2 separate regions of the Homo sapiens genome follow, and region 2 is linked to region 1. The links are chromatin loops, found by intact Hi-C in ENCODE. Cell type or tissue: endothelial cell of umbilical vein. All regions are shown on one strand.

Evidence for each region. Hi-C counts contacts between places; a loop is a spot of excess contacts. Peaks named below come from ENCODE experiments on the same cell type or tissue, not always from the same donor. Only the 100,000 strongest peaks of a DNase experiment are listed, where the experiment ranks them.
Region 2: a loop joins it to region 1, with 5 times the contacts of the local background. A loop is called at or near these places in 67 of 110 quality-filtered maps.

The regions. Positions count from the first base shown.
Region 1 is chr2:171,155,201-171,163,200 of GRCh38, forward strand. TLK1 (tousled like kinase 1) reads right to left here and starts at 5,693. Exons shown (of 21, transcript NM_012290.5): 1 at 5,090-5,693. The coding sequence starts at 5,228. RefSeq lists silencers at 4,864-5,103, 5,374-6,093, 6,224-6,283 and an enhancer at 4,865-5,509. In endothelial cell of umbilical vein, a CTCF peak has its summit at 4,268 (motif pointing left); DNase peaks (open chromatin) are centred at 4,241, 5,291, 5,681 and 6,111; H3K4me3 peaks cover 3,182 bases; H3K27ac peaks cover 1,892 bases.
Region 2 is chr2:171,399,661-171,407,660 of GRCh38, forward strand. The region is part of intron 1 of METTL8 (methyltransferase 8, tRNA N3-cytidine); the gene reads right to left. Among named protein-coding and RNA genes, the nearest start is that of METTL8, 30 kb to the right of the region's middle. RefSeq lists a silencer at 6,124-6,173 and enhancers at 6,804-6,903, 7,731-7,790. In endothelial cell of umbilical vein, no CTCF peak of the experiment used is centred here; DNase peaks (open chromatin) are centred at 3,751 and 4,821; H3K27ac peaks cover 2,532 bases.

The DNA.
Region 1 (8,000 bases):
ACAAATAAAAGACTATATAAACTATGCTCATAATTTCTCTTACAAAATTGAAAATCAGCCCCCATAGTATTCTAAAATTCTGTGCTGAAATATATTACAACTCTACTAAACTGTATCATAAACAGCATTTGGTTCTCTAAAATGTCTTAAGCTTATTATATTTCACAGGGAATTTAGCAAGATTTCATGAAGACTGATCTTGCTGACACAAGAAAAGACAGAAAAATCCTCAGAGGAAAAGCACAATAAAAATGCAAAATAGTAATAAAGTCAACAACAACAGTAGTTTCATACTACTGACTTGCAAGAACATTCAAAAACGTTAATGAATATATATAAGTATAGTTTAACTATATTTAGGGATTTTTAAAAAATCACAGAATGTTTACATTTTTAAATTGGATGAAGCCTTAAGTCACTAATCCAATAGCACTCATCGTAAGAATCTACAGAATTTATCTCCACCTCCCCAAAAAATATGTCCCTGTAGTCCACTTTAAATTCTCAAAACTAACTACTTCTTTCCATTGTTGTTAGCTGTTGCGAGTTCCATTGTTGCTCCACTGTTCCACTGTTCCAAGTCTAGTTGTCATACAGTTCTTACATTCTGGTAAAAAATTAGACTGACCTCAATGTCTTCCTAATTTTCACCCGTTGGTCTGCCTTCTAAAGCAGGAGAATGGATCTATTCTCCCTCCTATTTATTAAAATTAACAGGTTTTTAAATCCTATTTACTGAAATCCAAGTTTCTTAAATACCTGGAGACAGCTATCACGTCTCCCAACCGTTAGTCTCTTCTTTAAATGTATCTTCCATAGACTTCCTGTAGGTCCTAGAGACATTTTTGGAATACAATATGCTTTCACATTGTCAGTAACTTAAAAAACAAAAAACAAAAAACTGCCACTTGTTGAATTTTGATGTAATACCAAAGAAGAATACTCACTCTTTCCTTTTCCAACCATATATCTACATGAAGCTGGATTCTCTTCACATATCTCAACCAAAACATCATAACAGACTGAAGGCAGACAAAAAATCCAGCTGTCTTCTCCAAGTAAGCCAGAAATCAAGGTGATTTGCAAAAATATAAAACAATGCCACTGGTCTAGTTTCTTTGGTTTTAGGACATATTTATTCTTCATAAAAAATTCTATTTACAACACAGTTTAAATTAATAAATATATTTGAAATTGTCATTTAATTTCTAAAAGAGCAAATATTAGTAGATATAATCTACATAAACCTAAATCTCTTGGGGTCCTCAATAATTGTTAAGAGAGTAAAGAGGCCCTGAGGCCAAAAGGCTAAAGCATAGTCTATTTCTCATAAGATTTTCAAACCTCCGTTCTGGTTTCTCTCTTTTATCTCTCTCCTCTAATATGTAAATGTGCCATTGTAAAGGAGACATCTGTCACATATCTATTCATGAGCTAGAATCCTTAAACACATAACCCTGTCCTCCTCCAGCTAGTGATTTCAAAAAATTAAAGGCCTACAGGGCCATCTGGTACACCTTCGTTTTTAACATCTCATTACTAAATCATCTGAAGTCAATTACTTTAATTCTTCTAAGGAATGCAGTCTTTAAATATGGAAACAGAGGAAGTTTACAGTTTAATCGAACTATCATGCCATCTTTTTTTTGAGAAAGTATCTCACTCTGTCACCCAGGCTGGAATGCAATGACGCTATCTAGGCTTACCGCAGCCTCCACCTCCCAGGCTCAAGCAATCCTCCCAACTCAGCCTCCTGAACCATGCCCAGCTAATTTTTCTATTTTTTGTAGAGACAGGGTTTCACCATGTTGTCCAGGCTGGTCTTGAACTCCTGAGCTCAAGCAATCCACCTGCCTAGGCCTCCCAAAGTGCTGGGATTACAGGCTTGAGCCACCACTCCTGGCCCATACAATCTTTTTGACCAAGCTTTCACTATTTACAAAAAAGTAAAGCAAATTATTTATAATTGGCAGGTTGGAGCAGGAAAGAAAATGCAAGTGTTCTATATAATCAATCATCTGATTCTCAGCAATAACCCATTCAAAAGTACCCATGTACTGATATGCAAAAAAACCCAACTACTTATCTAGCCAATATGACACTAGGTTCCTAGACTTCAACAAAGCAAAACTGGCCTTTACTTGAAAACCTTTTTAACTCGTCACTCCCTTAATCACAGGATTATAGAAGACAAAATGGGATGGAGATTATAGGTTTAAAAGATTCAACAGAAAATCTAGAGCTACATCGCTGAACTCCTCTAACAGAACCACAAGACTGACAAGCGAAAAGCTTTGGGACCCGAGGGAAAGAAATCTATACTATATTTATCACATAATTTCCTAAATTCTAATAGATTCCCAAATCTTATAGAGCTGTATTTTATTTGTGATAAAACTATGTGAATATGATAATGGTAATAAGGTAAAAAGAAACAAAACTACAACATACAGCATCAAAAATAATCAGATCATAATCTTAGGTTTGTGGTTTCAAATGTCAAAACTTCAAAATAAGTAACTTTTACAGATGCTTATGGCATATTTTTAAAAATAACCCATTTTCAAAGTTAAGTCTGCCTAAAAGGAGTTCATCACATAGAATATTTATGTAAGTTCACATACATGTGTATCTCTTTTAAGTTTCAATTATTCTATTACTATATGTTAAACTGACTCAATTTTTCAAGAAACAAAGTTAGTTTTCACCGTGATACATACAATACATTCAAGTTCCATTAATATTAACGGTTCTTACTAGCAGTAACTAGCAGTTAAAAAGCTTTCTAAAACTTCATCAATTTATATAATGTACTAACATGTATACCTGGAAAAGGTGCTAAACACTTAAAATAAAAACTGAGATTTCGCTCAATAGAAATCATCTCCATTTTGACACTCAGGGCTTCATATTCCTGTTAGCGTTAGTGAAATCTGAGAACACATCGCCAAGCTTCAAAATGAATATAACCCTAGAGAGGATTAATAGTTTCAACTTGCATGCTGGTTGGTCAAAAAGAAATATCCCCCTGTAGCTATACAGGTACTCGGTGTGAAGTGTAACTTTCACAAAAGCCTGTCCTATGATTTCATGAATTAACAGAAACTCACTACTTTAGGTTACATAAAAACCCACTGTAATCTAAACTGCCGGAAAAAATTATGGTTATTTGGAAGTTCAAGCTAAATGATTCCAACCCCTCCAAATTTTCAAACATCAGGAAAAGTGCAGAATGTTTTTAAGTTGAAGTAACCTCAGAAACTCACAATCTAGATGTTTTGTCTCCCAAATTCCCAATACTGATAACAGATATCAAGAGATAATTCAACACTATGTCCTCAGTATCCAGTTCACGGCCTGGCTCACAGTAATGGCTCAATAAATATTCGAGAAACGAATGAATGAATGAATGAATGAATGATGATATAGCCTTAAACAAGAAACAATAAAATGGTCTTTTTAAACTCATAACACTAACATTAAACATCTTAATGAAACTACAAACAAAAGTAAAAGCATGCTAAAAGCAAGCATCAACTTCTCTATGAAATACATTTTAAACCGTTCATTTAAAAATTTTCAAGTGCAAAAGAATCACCAGATATACTAAATTTCTAGTCATTTAATAAATAAACTTCTATATTCTAACAATGAAAGCTCAGCGTTGGGATAAGATGAAAGGGGGAAACGTCTGTCAATGTATTCCGCATGTTTAATGGATCCCATAAATCAAAGCTTTCCGTGAATTTTCTAGAGCATATTCATGCCAATCTTTAAGCCTATTGTCACTTTCACACATGCTCACAGGAACAAAATGACAAAGAATGCTATGCCTGAACCACTGGATTCAGGGCACAAAACACTTGATTAACACTTGTCAAGGCTCTGACTAGCAAATATCGACAGATATTTTCAAAATAAAGTACTCGCACCGATTCCTACATAAATCGAAGCTCTTGATTTCTTTAAAACATTCACTAGACGGTTGAACTTCCAGACATTTGAAAATGTGCCTATCTCCTCGTGTGCGACAACTAGGAGTGAACAGCCCGTCTACCAATTGCGGATGAATACCGCTAAGCTTTTTCCAGACTAAAGAGCGTTAAAAGACATTCCATGCACATTTATTCATTCCCCATAAATGTGTTTTCTCCCAAATTTCATTTTATGTTGTATACTTAGATACAGCAAGTTGAAATTTTAGTCAAAAGCACGCCGGTGCCTTACAAGCTGTGTAACTGCTACATCTGGTGGCAGCCCACTTGCTTGCAAGAAGCCAGAAAACTTAGAAAACAATTGTAACCGATTTGGTGCGTGTTTGCAATAACCTTTACGCAGATATTTCCCACAAAACCCACGACCCTGTCACAGAAGAACAGTAGCCTACTTGCAGCAGAGAATATAACGCACAAACACGCAGGAAGCAACGGCGAAGGAGAGAAAGTTGCAACCATCTGGAGGGGCGGTTTTAAAAGCCTGCCCACGAGTCAGTCTGTCGTTTAAATTGCTCTAGGGGGCCACACAGGGGATCAAAGTCTGCCCAGATAATTTCAGCGTCTCTCCCCAAAGGAGAAACCCAGCAAGCGAGGGGCATCCTCCAGGTCCCGGGCAGCAAAGCTCGCAAAGTGGGGACCGCCTCTATGGGAGGAGTGCGCGGGAGAAGGGGAGGGGGCTCGAGGACGAAGGCTCCAGCGGGAGGGAAAACCCACCAGAGACCGGAGGCCAGGAGGTTAAGAGTACTGAGTGTACTGGCAAATGGAGCAGAAAGGGGCTCGCGTCTGGGGGGAGGCTTCCCACCCTCGCAGGACTGGCTCCCAGGAACCCCAGGCGAGTCTATGCGCCTCGCCCCGTCCCCACCAGCGCGCACCCCCTCGTCCGTCTCCTCCGCCACCCGCGAACCACCATCCACAGCCAGGGCACTACCTCCCCAGAGCCGGGGAGCCGGGCGGCCTCGCGTCCACCTCGCCACCATCCCCCACCCCAGGGTCTGGCGGAGAAGCCCCGGGGCGGGGGGGGCGGGGGGGGGGCGCGGGGGTCCGCGGCGCGGGAGAGGAGGCCCGCGAGCGGGCGCGGGCGCGGCGGTGCTTACCTTCCCTGGGCCTCCCGGATGGCGGCGTGTGATTCAGCAGGGACCTGGCCGCCGCCGCCGAGCCCGGGGTTGGAGACGTGGAGAGCTGGGACCAAGATGGCGGCCCCTCCAAACTTCCACTGCTACTTTGGACACTCATCAAGCTACTTTCTGGGAACCCGACTCCCCCCCTGCGACGGCAGCGGCGGCAACGGCACCGGCACCCGCCTCCGTCATGGCGGGGGCCGCGCTGAGGGCGAGCGAGAGAGCGAGGGCTGGGAGGGGAGAGTCAAGGGGATGGGGGAGGAAACCGAGAAGAGGGGAGGTGGGGAGGAAAGAGGTGAGGGAAGGAGAGGGGACAGGGAGGAGGGAAAGGGGGAGAAGCGAGGGAGCGAGCGGGCGCGCCAGAGGAGAGGAGGAGGAAAGGAGCGCGGCGGCGGAGGCGTCGAGGGGGTGCCAGCCGGGCCGGGGTCGGAGCGCGGGCGGAGCGCGGGCTGCGCCGGCCGAGGACACTTCCGCGGGCGGAACCTGCCGGCACCTCTGCAGTGCGTCGGCCCCCGGCGTCGCCCGGGAGGCGGCGGCGGCGGGCTGTGGGTGGCGGCTGAGGCGGTGGGGTAACCTCTGCATCAGTTACAGGCGGCGGCGGCGTCACGCGCCGCCTGTGCAAACACTATCGCGAGGCTCCTGCGCCTCCGGTAGCGGCGGCGGCGGCGGCGGCGGCAGCGGCGGCCGCGGGAGCAGGCTTGGGGGAGGGACCTGCCAGGGGCTGGGGGGTGGGGGCATGGGGAAGGAGCGAGCGCGCGAGGGAAGAGACTAGAGCGCCGGGGCGCCCCTGCCGCACCCGCGGATCGCCGCGCGGCGCGGGAGCCCGGGGTTGCCGGACTCGCGTGCGCGGGGGCAGCGTCCCCGCGCCGGCCGGAGGGAGGCGCGCCCCCGCCGCGCCGCTCGGGCTCCAGCGCCGCTGCCACCTGACTCCCCCTGTCTCCCGCGGAAGCGCGCCTCTCTCCTGACCCACACCCAACACGGGGAGAAATGCTGCTGCTCTCGCTCAGCTGCCGCTTCTCGGGAGTTCAATGTGATCGTTTCTCAAAATGGAACTGAAAAGTTGAGAGTTCCTTCTTTCTTGCCCCTCTGTACTGTGCAGAAAAACGTATGTGCGCCTCCCCGTCTGCAGAATGGGAATAATGACCGAATAAAAGAGCTATGAAAATAAACATGGGTAGTGGGAGAGTTGGGAAATAAAACTTTCTCGTGTTTTCTAAAAAAGAGTGAAGAATCTTTAATGAGGAAATTGAAAATTACCAGTTTTGTAGACTGTATGGTATAGCAATTCTTTGTTTTAAAACAGTAAGTGGAAAATCTAAATGAAAAATGTGATTACTGAATCACATATTTAGGAAAACTATACAGCGTTCATCTTGCAGAAGGTATGGTTTCTAGAAACTTATAATTTGTTTCTAGTGTCTCCGCTGAGTCCCGACTACAAAAATCCCAAAATAAATAACAGCATTTGCTAAAATTTATAGATAGAGTGTAGCTTTCTACAGACCCACACAAGTATACTCACACCAGGGATTGGGCTTCTTGTACATAAAAGAGCACTCTAGTTCAGGAAAAGTACAACAAGGTTATTTCTCTCTTTAGAAAACCAAATTGAATAGAGCACTAAAAAGATTATGATATAGCGCTACTGCACAGACAAGAGGAAATGGCATGATTACCAGGGGGACAAAAATGTCGTTTCTATTTTTTATTTTTATGACTTCGCATTTCTCATAGTAATGTTTTGTTCAGATAAACTATCATACTAGAAAAGAACCTTGATTGTCAGTTATCTCCAGAAGTAATTGTAGTTGCCTTGTGCTTTAGATACTTCAGTGAGTTTTTAGTCTTGTCTGCTTTTCAAACTTAAGAGGGACATCTCACAAACAACTTTATTGAGGTATAATTGACAAAATAAACTGCACATATTTAAAGTGTACAATTATTGGCCAGGTGCGGTGGCTCACGCCTGTAACCCCAGCACTTTGGGAGGCCGAGGTGGGCGGATCACGAGGTCAGGAGTTTGAGACCAGCCTGGCCAACATGGTGAAACCCCATCTCTACTTAAAATACAAAAATTAGCCGGGTGTAGCGGCACGCGCCTGAAGTCCCAGCTACTCGGGAGGCTGAGGCAGGAGAATCGCTTGAACCCGGGAGGCAGAAGTTGCGGTAAGCCTAGATCGCAACGTTGCACTCCAGCCTGGGCGACAGAGCGAGACTCCTAGACTCTGTCTCAAAAAAATAAAAATAAAGTGTACAATTTGATAAGTTTTGATGTGTATACCTCCCTGAAACCACTTCTACAAGGAAGATGGTGAATGTATCTATCACCCTCCAAAGTTTCCTCTTTGTGGTTCCTCCTCCACACTACTTCCATTCTCTCCAACCACAGATCTTTCTGTCATATGGGTAGCTTTCCATTTCATAGAATTTTAGATAAATGCAGGCCATACAGTCAATTTGTACTCTTGTCTGGCTTTGGTTTTGTTTTTTGTTTTTTGTTTTTGAGACAGAGTCTTACTCTGTTTTGCCCAGGCTGGAGTGCCATCTCGGCTCACTGCAGCCTCCGCCTCCCGGGTTCAAATGATTCTCCTGCCTCAACCTCCTGAGTAGCTGGAATTACAGGCACGTGCCACTACATCCAGCTAACTTTGTATTTTTAGTAGAGATGGGGTTTCACCATGTTGGCCAGGCTGGTCTCAATCTCCTGACCTCAGGTGATCCGCCCACCTTGGCCTCCCAAAGTGCTGGGATTACAGGCCTGAGCCACCGTGCCAGGCCTTGTCTGGCTTCTTTCACTCGACATTATTTTTTTGAGAGATTCGTCCACATTGTTGCATTATCAATAGTTTGTTTTTATTTTTAAGTAGTATTACACTGAATGAGTGTA
Region 2 (8,000 bases), 240 kb after region 1:
TATCAACAAACTATAACATATGCTACAGGAATAGGTAAAATGTATGTAATGCACATGACAAAATACCTCTTAACTGCAAATTTTGCTTTTGGGGAGCAATAGTTTTGAGTAATACTTTTTTTTAAAGAAGGATTTTAATAAAAGGAAAGACTCCATAGTATATTTTGCAAATTGAAAAAATATTTTGGAAAGTAAAGGCTGAGCACAGTGGTTCATGCCTGTAATCCCAGCACTTTTGGAGGCTGAGGCAGGAGGATTGCTTGAGCCTAGGAGTTTGAGATCAGCCTGGGCAACATAGAGAGACCTCATCTCAAAATAAAAATAAATAAATAAAAGGAAATAAAGCACCAATTCCAATATCTCTTCCATGTAAATTTCATTTTTTTTTAAAAAAGTTAAATATTTACCATGTGTGATGACCTATCCTAAGCACTTATATACAGTATATTATCTTATTTAGCTTCCATTTCCCTATCAAGGGGTACTATTTTAAGAAAAAAACCTATAAAGGACGAAGTAAACTAACAGGCCTAAAGTCACCCAGCTAAAAATTGATAGAGATTCAATTCCAGTCCAAGCAGTCTAATTAAAGAATCCACATTCTACCTTTTTGGATGTTTTTGTTTTTGCTTTTTTGAACAGCATTATTATTCACATACATATAATTCACCCATTTGCCTTCTACTTTTGTACACCACATATACAAGAAGGATCATGTTACTGATTCCCCAGTCTTTAATGGGGTTGCTAATTTTGTTGTAACTGATTTAAGGAGGCCCAGAATTCCTTCTCTCCCTTCATCTCTCAACTCTGTTTTTCTCTTGGGCCTTAATCAAATAGCAAGCAATGCCATTGGTAGTCAGCAGTCCCCAGATTTAGGAAAGCACAGTCATTCTCTTATTTGGCTTGTCATATTACTATATGTGCTGAACCCATACATAACAATATGTATAATCTGTACTCAAACCTCAAGGTGCAGACAAAAGGCTCTTGCATCACCTAAATAATGTAACATTTTAACACCCACGTCTTTTCACCGGTTTGCTTCTGCAGAGCTGAGTAGTAGAGGCAAAGAACGGCTTCTTAGTTCCATTGCTTTTTAAGATGGTTCCTAAGACTGCTTTCTTGCATTTTAATACTACTAGAGGAACACCAAAGAAATAGAGCAAACAGTACTGCTGTTTGTGTGAATCTATAACGATTATCCTTGGAGCACTTAGCTAGCTCTAGGAAAAACTATTTGTAAAACTCCCCAAGGATGATTCCCAGTTGTCTCAGCTCACTGCAACCCCAGGGAGAGGAATTGCTATTAACCATACACTAAATGCCAGTCCACCATGTAAAAGTTAACTTCCCTTCAATGTTTCCTGAGTTCTGAGTATCCTTTAAATAAGTAAATTAGTGAGACGTTCATGTTTTCACCTTTGTAACTGTTTAGCATTTCTTCTCAGCTGGGAAGCTGGGAAGCAAACATCATCTAGAATGAAGTTGCACTAAACATTACCTGAGAGGCTAGCATTAATGAGAACAAATTAAGCGCTACTGTTGTACTTTTTTGGAGAGCAAAAGCTGACAGGTAAGAAACACTTAAGTATCAACTACACTGCAGTGAAAACTGAAGCTTCAATTAACCCTGGCAATTTCAGCGAACTCAGAGGGTGACCATCTGCCAGACAAACAGCTTAGGCAACTCATGCATCTTGTTTTAATCTTTCTTTGGATGATTATAATTTCAGGGTATAAATAAGGTTATTAGCAAGAACAGAACAACAACAATAATTACAGTAAGTATTTGCAGAGCATTTTGATCACACTATGACGTCAGTAACTCTGCAGCTTCAAAATGGGAATTTCATGCTTAGCGTTTGTTCTCCATGACTGCCCTGAATGGTGGCTACATGATACACTCACTCACACAAAAAGAGGCAACTGGGACTCAGAAGTTATTTCTCTAAGGGATTTAATGTAAGCTCATCTCAAAGCCATCTCAATCCAAAATATCTGAACTATTCTTATTTCTCTGGACGTTGTCTCCAAACACATTATACTGGGCCAGAATGAAATTGGTTTTAACTTATTTACCTGGCATTTCACATTTAGACTTCTATGTACGGAAGAAGGAAAAAAGCCTGGATTCTTGATGGCATCATTGAACAGGTAAACCAATGATAGTCTATCTCTGACTTCTTGCTAGGTGAAAAAAGTAAATCCTTTTGTATTTTAGCCACTATTAGGTTTTCTGTTACGTAATATGTATTATTGTTAAGTCCTGGGATTTCAGAGACAAATCCATTTGGTTTCTGCTCTCAAGAATTACCATTAAGTGAAGAAGAAAGAGATGCAAACAAAGAATCCTGACATGATATATAGTAAAGGTAAGTACAAAATGCTATTGGAGCACAGAGGAATGAAAGATTAAGTCTACTAGTGGTGGCTCTGAGAAGCTTTCTGGTAGAGGCAATATTTGTGCTGGGTATAGAAGAATGAGTAACATTCCACGGAGAGAAGGGTAAAAGCCAGGGAATTTCAGGCAGGAGGATTAGCACAAATAAAGATTAAACAGGTGTGAAAACATGGAATATTCAGAGAATAAAAATAATATAGAAAAAGGTGCTGACCTAAATAATTCTGGATATGAATGGTGCCTATAAAACTGAAGGCAATAGGAATGGTAATAAGCACTGTACTCTAGTTGATAAAGGGTTAACAATTCTGAAATCAGTATACAAGGAAATCAGAATTGAACAATTAGGAAGTAGGTGATACTTGGCAGAAGCCAGGTTTCTCATTGTTGGAGTGGGAGGTTACAAACAAGGGAGAAGAAAAGGCTAGAATAATCTATATGGTAATGACTTAGAATGCGAGTCATTTGTATGCACTCATATTTAGCTTAATATACATACGTTATATATAGAAATATCTGTAGATATGTATGTATACATTCATTAGTATACACACATATATTTCCTTACTCTGTCATCTGAGAGGGCCTAGAAGTCATCACATCCCGGTGGCAACAAGCACACCCAGTACCCAGATCTTCGTTTCTAACCATTCTCTAATAAAACAGAACCATGGCTGCTTGGAGAACTGGCTGATTCTAGGATTGAGGCAGAGAATATAACATGAGCCTAGAGCATCTTATAGTGCCAGAAAGTAAGGAAGTGCACACACATACACCCGAAAAACCAAAAAAACCTACAGTGCTGAGGGTATTGTCAAAAGGACACAGGAGCCAACTGAACGTGTAGCCAATGGCCAAAGCTAGAATACTCTGAGCAACAAAATAAAAAGTAGTTTTGGATTACAACCCAAAGTATAAAATAAATATCCATGTATCCATACTGATATAAATGATTAAATAAACAAATAAATGAGGGAGAAGAGAGAAATCGTCCATGCAAATAGTCCTGAATAATTTATGTAAATAAATACTCTTCCCTTAAGGAAGTGGAACATAACTCCTCATTAAGTGTGGGCAGCACATAGTGACTTCTTTCTAAAAGAGTTCAGTGTGGAAAGGGGGAAAAATAACTCTGCAGCGGAGTAACTTCACAAAGACTTCCTCAGCCAGGTGATCAAGGTTAACACGAACAGTGATAGTGCTGATAGCATGTATTCTTGATATGATGTGACAAAAACAGCACTTTACCTCTATGTTCTTCTTCCCCAACCCCCATAACTTCAGTCTAATCATAAGAAAACTATCAGATAAACCCCAGTTGACAGACATTCTATAAAATATGACTAATACTCCCCAAACTGTCAAGGTCATCAAAAACAAAGAAAGTCTGAGAAACTGCCAGAGCCAAGCAAAATAAGGAGACACGATGACTACATGTAATGTGGTATCCTGGATGGAATCCTGGAACTCAAAAAAGTCATTAGGTAAAAAGTAAGGAAATGTGAATAAAATATGGACTTTAGTTAACAATAATGTATCAATATTGGTTCATTAACTGTAACAAATGTACCATACGAATCTGTTACTAACAAGGGAGACGGGGTATGGACTATATGGAACCTCTCTATACTAACTTCACAATTTCTTCATAAATCTAAAAGTGTTCTAAAATTAAAAATGTAAAACAAAATAATTTTGTATGACTACAGACTATGATGTGAGGGGCAGACAGGTGGGGTGGGGAGGTGGTTATAAGGCTGGAAAGTTAGGCAGAGGCCAGATAGGAATCTTCATGTACACCAAATTAAGCAGTTTGAATATTTTCTCATAGGCAATGCAACAAACAGAATTTTAAATAAGAGAGCAAGATGATGAGATCTGTTCAGTGGTCCCCTCCTCATCCTGTCTGCAGGGGATAGGTTCCAAGATCCCTAGTGGATGCCTGAAACTGTGAATAGTAACAAACCCTATACATACTATGCTTTCTCATATATATATATATATATATATATATATATATATATATATATATATATGATAGTTTAACTTACAAATTAGGCTTAAGAGATTAGCAATAACTAATAAAACAGAACACTTGTAACAATATACAATAAGTTATGTGAATATAGTCTCTCCCTCTCTCTCAAAATATCTTATTATACTGTATTAACCCTTCCTGTGTTGATGTGAGATGATAAAATGCCTACGTGATAAGATGCAGTGAGGTGAATGATGCAGGCATCGTGACATAGTGTTAAGCTACTATTGACCTACATCTGAAGGACGATCAGCTGCTTCAGGTAATCCTGGATCATGGAGCCATGACGGTGTCAATGGCTGGCTGTCAGGAGCAGATGATGACTACCGGGTAGTTAGAATTTATAGAGTGGATACACTGGACAAAAGAGTGATTCACTTCCTGGGCAGGACAGAGTGAGATGGTGTGACACTTCATCATGCTATTCAGAATGGCATGCAGTCTAAAACTTCTGCCTTGTTTATTTCTGGAATTTTCCATGTAATATTTTCAGACTATGGTTGACAGTGGGTAAATGAACCATGGAAAGTGAAACCATGGATAATGGGAGACATTATTTATAAAGATTATAAAGACTTACAAAATGTATTTATATATATTATAATGGCCTTATACTACCGATGACTGATCAATGAAAATCAAAGTTCTGGGACCAGGGCATGTGTAGCATTTAAAATCTCCCCATACAATCTTGGTGTACATTGAGGATTGAGAACCACTCAGATACAGAATTAATGAGAAGAGAAAGAGGCCCAGGGCTACACACTAAGACTATTAGATCATGACAGCTAAAGAAAACAGTGGCCATGAGTATCAACGAGGGCACATATTCAAGTCACACTTCAGAGGGAGAATCAATGAATTTCTTGCAATGACTAGATGTAAAAGTTGTGTGCAGTGAAACAGGAGACAAGGTTTCTGGCTTGCATGGCTGAGTAGATGTTGATGGTATTCAAAACAGAGTTCATACACACAGGCAAAAAGGCTAGATAATGGTGGGATGAAGGTAGGGAAGGGAAGATAATGAGTTCAATTTGCACATGACAAACTTTAAGGATCCTACAATATATTCAAATGGATAGCCCCAATAGGTACTTAGAAATGAATTCATGTGAGTGGTAGGTGCTAGAGATGTGTATCTGGGAATCAAGTCCTGGTTTTACAGGTGGTGGCTGAAGTCGAGAGGGACTGATCAAGAAAAAAAAATAGGGCAGATGGAACTAATGGTAATACTGATATTTAGGAAGAAGAGGGGTTAGTTTATGGGACTCAATACTAAAGAATATTAAAAGAAGCCAAAAATAAACAATTGGTTTTAGAAATGTAGGAAATCAGTGATGACCTTTATCAAGGTGATTTGAAACCTGGCTCTGCCAGCAGAAAACAGTTTAATCAATATATAAGTCACTGGAGTAAAGGAGGTAATGAATGTAGATGACTGACAGGCAGAGGAGAGAAAAGGAGAGAAGTTGGGCTGTATTTTGAGGGATCATGTAGGTGAAAGAAGGGTATTTGTTAAGCTGCAAAGATTCTTGAGTATCATTGTAGGATGAGAGAACACACACACACAAAGACTGAAGATACTGAAAAAAGAAAATTGCTGACAAAACAAGTTTTGAGAATAAGTAGGCCAAAGAAAGGGGAAATAAGTACACAGAAAACACATCAGCTATGTGAGGTATCTAGAACAACTTTATGCTCTGAAGAGTAAGAACAGGTGAGTTTGTAGTAGAAGAGAAGATGGCTAAGACACTCCTTTCCCAATGAGCTCTTCTTCGTGAAGTAAGAGGCTGTAAGGTAGGGGGCATGAGAAAAGGAGGAACAGAAAAAAAATGGGAAAGGACACTAACAACATTTGAATAAAAGAATGTCAATGAACATAAGTTGCCTATCTAAAGATGCAGCTCAAATTAGTGGTTATTTATTGGTTGTCTCTCAAGTATTCACTCCCTACTTCCCATAGCTCATGGACTTGAAATCTGTACATTTTCTGAGAGGCCAGAGTGGACATGATTGAAGCCAGAGGTGAACATATACCCTATGCTAAGCCAATCGGCACACTTCTATACCTCTGGGCATAGTGATTGGTTAGGAAGTGGGCATGTGGCCAAACCTGTCCAACAGAGTACCTTTCTGTTTTACTGCTAGAGATCTGGGAACAAAGATAATTTTTAATACCTATTAGGTATGAAAGAGGAAGCACCTGTTATGTATGAAAGAGGGGCTTTTTCAACAGCCCCAAAGCTGTTGAAAGCTATATTGGTCAGCTTGGGCTGCCACAACAAAATATCATAGACTAGGTTGCTTAAACAACAGAAATTTTATTTTCTCACAGGTCTGGAGGCTAGAAGTCCCATATCAAAGTGCTGGCTGATTTGGTTCCTGGCTTGTAGACAGCCACCTTCTCATTGTGTCCTCCAATGGCCTCTGTGCATTCGCAGAGGGAGAGATATCTTCTCCTCTTTTTATAAGGACACCAGTTCTATTGAATTAGGGCCTCACTCCTAAGACCTCACTTGATCTTTATTACCTCCATAAAGGCCCATCTCTAAATAAAGTCACATTGTGGGGTAGGCCTTCAGCATATGAATTTAGGGGGACACAATGCAGTCCATAACAAAAGCCACCTTGGAGCCATGAGTGGGCCTAACGTTAGGTATGCATGGTACAAATATAGGATGAAGCCAACTATGAGGCAAGAAAACTAGGAAGCTAAAAAGAGGTTCATAAGTCCCATTGTTAAGTAGTTGGATTAAATTCCTCTTTTTTTTTTTTCAGTTATCGAGCCAATACATTTCTTAATTGTTTAAGCCATCTGAGTTTTCTGTTATCTGCTACCAAAAGTAACCTAACTGATAGGGCAGTTATTGATTTCCTCTACTACCTAGTTTGTGGGGCGAAATATTTGGTTTGATCTGGATTAGGACTATTTAGGCTTGTAGTATGGAAAGCAATGGTGATTTAAGATGGTGGAAGTGAAGGAAAATATAACTAGTAACCACAGAGTAAGCCCATGCTGACTGGGAAAAAAATAATAGAGAGGGAAGAGGAGGGTAGAAGGAATTGGAGGAGCTGATGGACTTAAAGTGGCTAGAGTCTGGGTTTAAAAGAAACAAGGGGAGGGACCCAGCAACTTGGGAGGCTGAGGTGGGAGGATCACTTGAGCCCAGGATTTTGAGGCTGCAGTGAGCCTTGATCATGCCTAGGTGACAGGGCAAGACCCGGACTCTAAAAGCGGGGGGGAAATGGAAAGAAACAGGGGAGGGAGAAGACAGATAGGAGGTACTGGTTAGGAATGAGGCCTTCTAAGTTTTTTTTTTAACCCATCTCACCTAGTAACAAAAACAGTAAACACTGTAACAATGAGAAGGAACTACTGCTTTGAACGAGAGGCTCTTACAGTGTGGCCAAAACCACAAGGCCACAAATGCCTATGAAAGAGAAAGCTTTTAGTATTGACAAAAGCTAAAACATGGACTCCCGTCCACCATCTTATGTTAATCTTCTGAAAGTCATTATAATAGATCTCCATCCCTTGCTCTTCAGGAACAGTCCCCC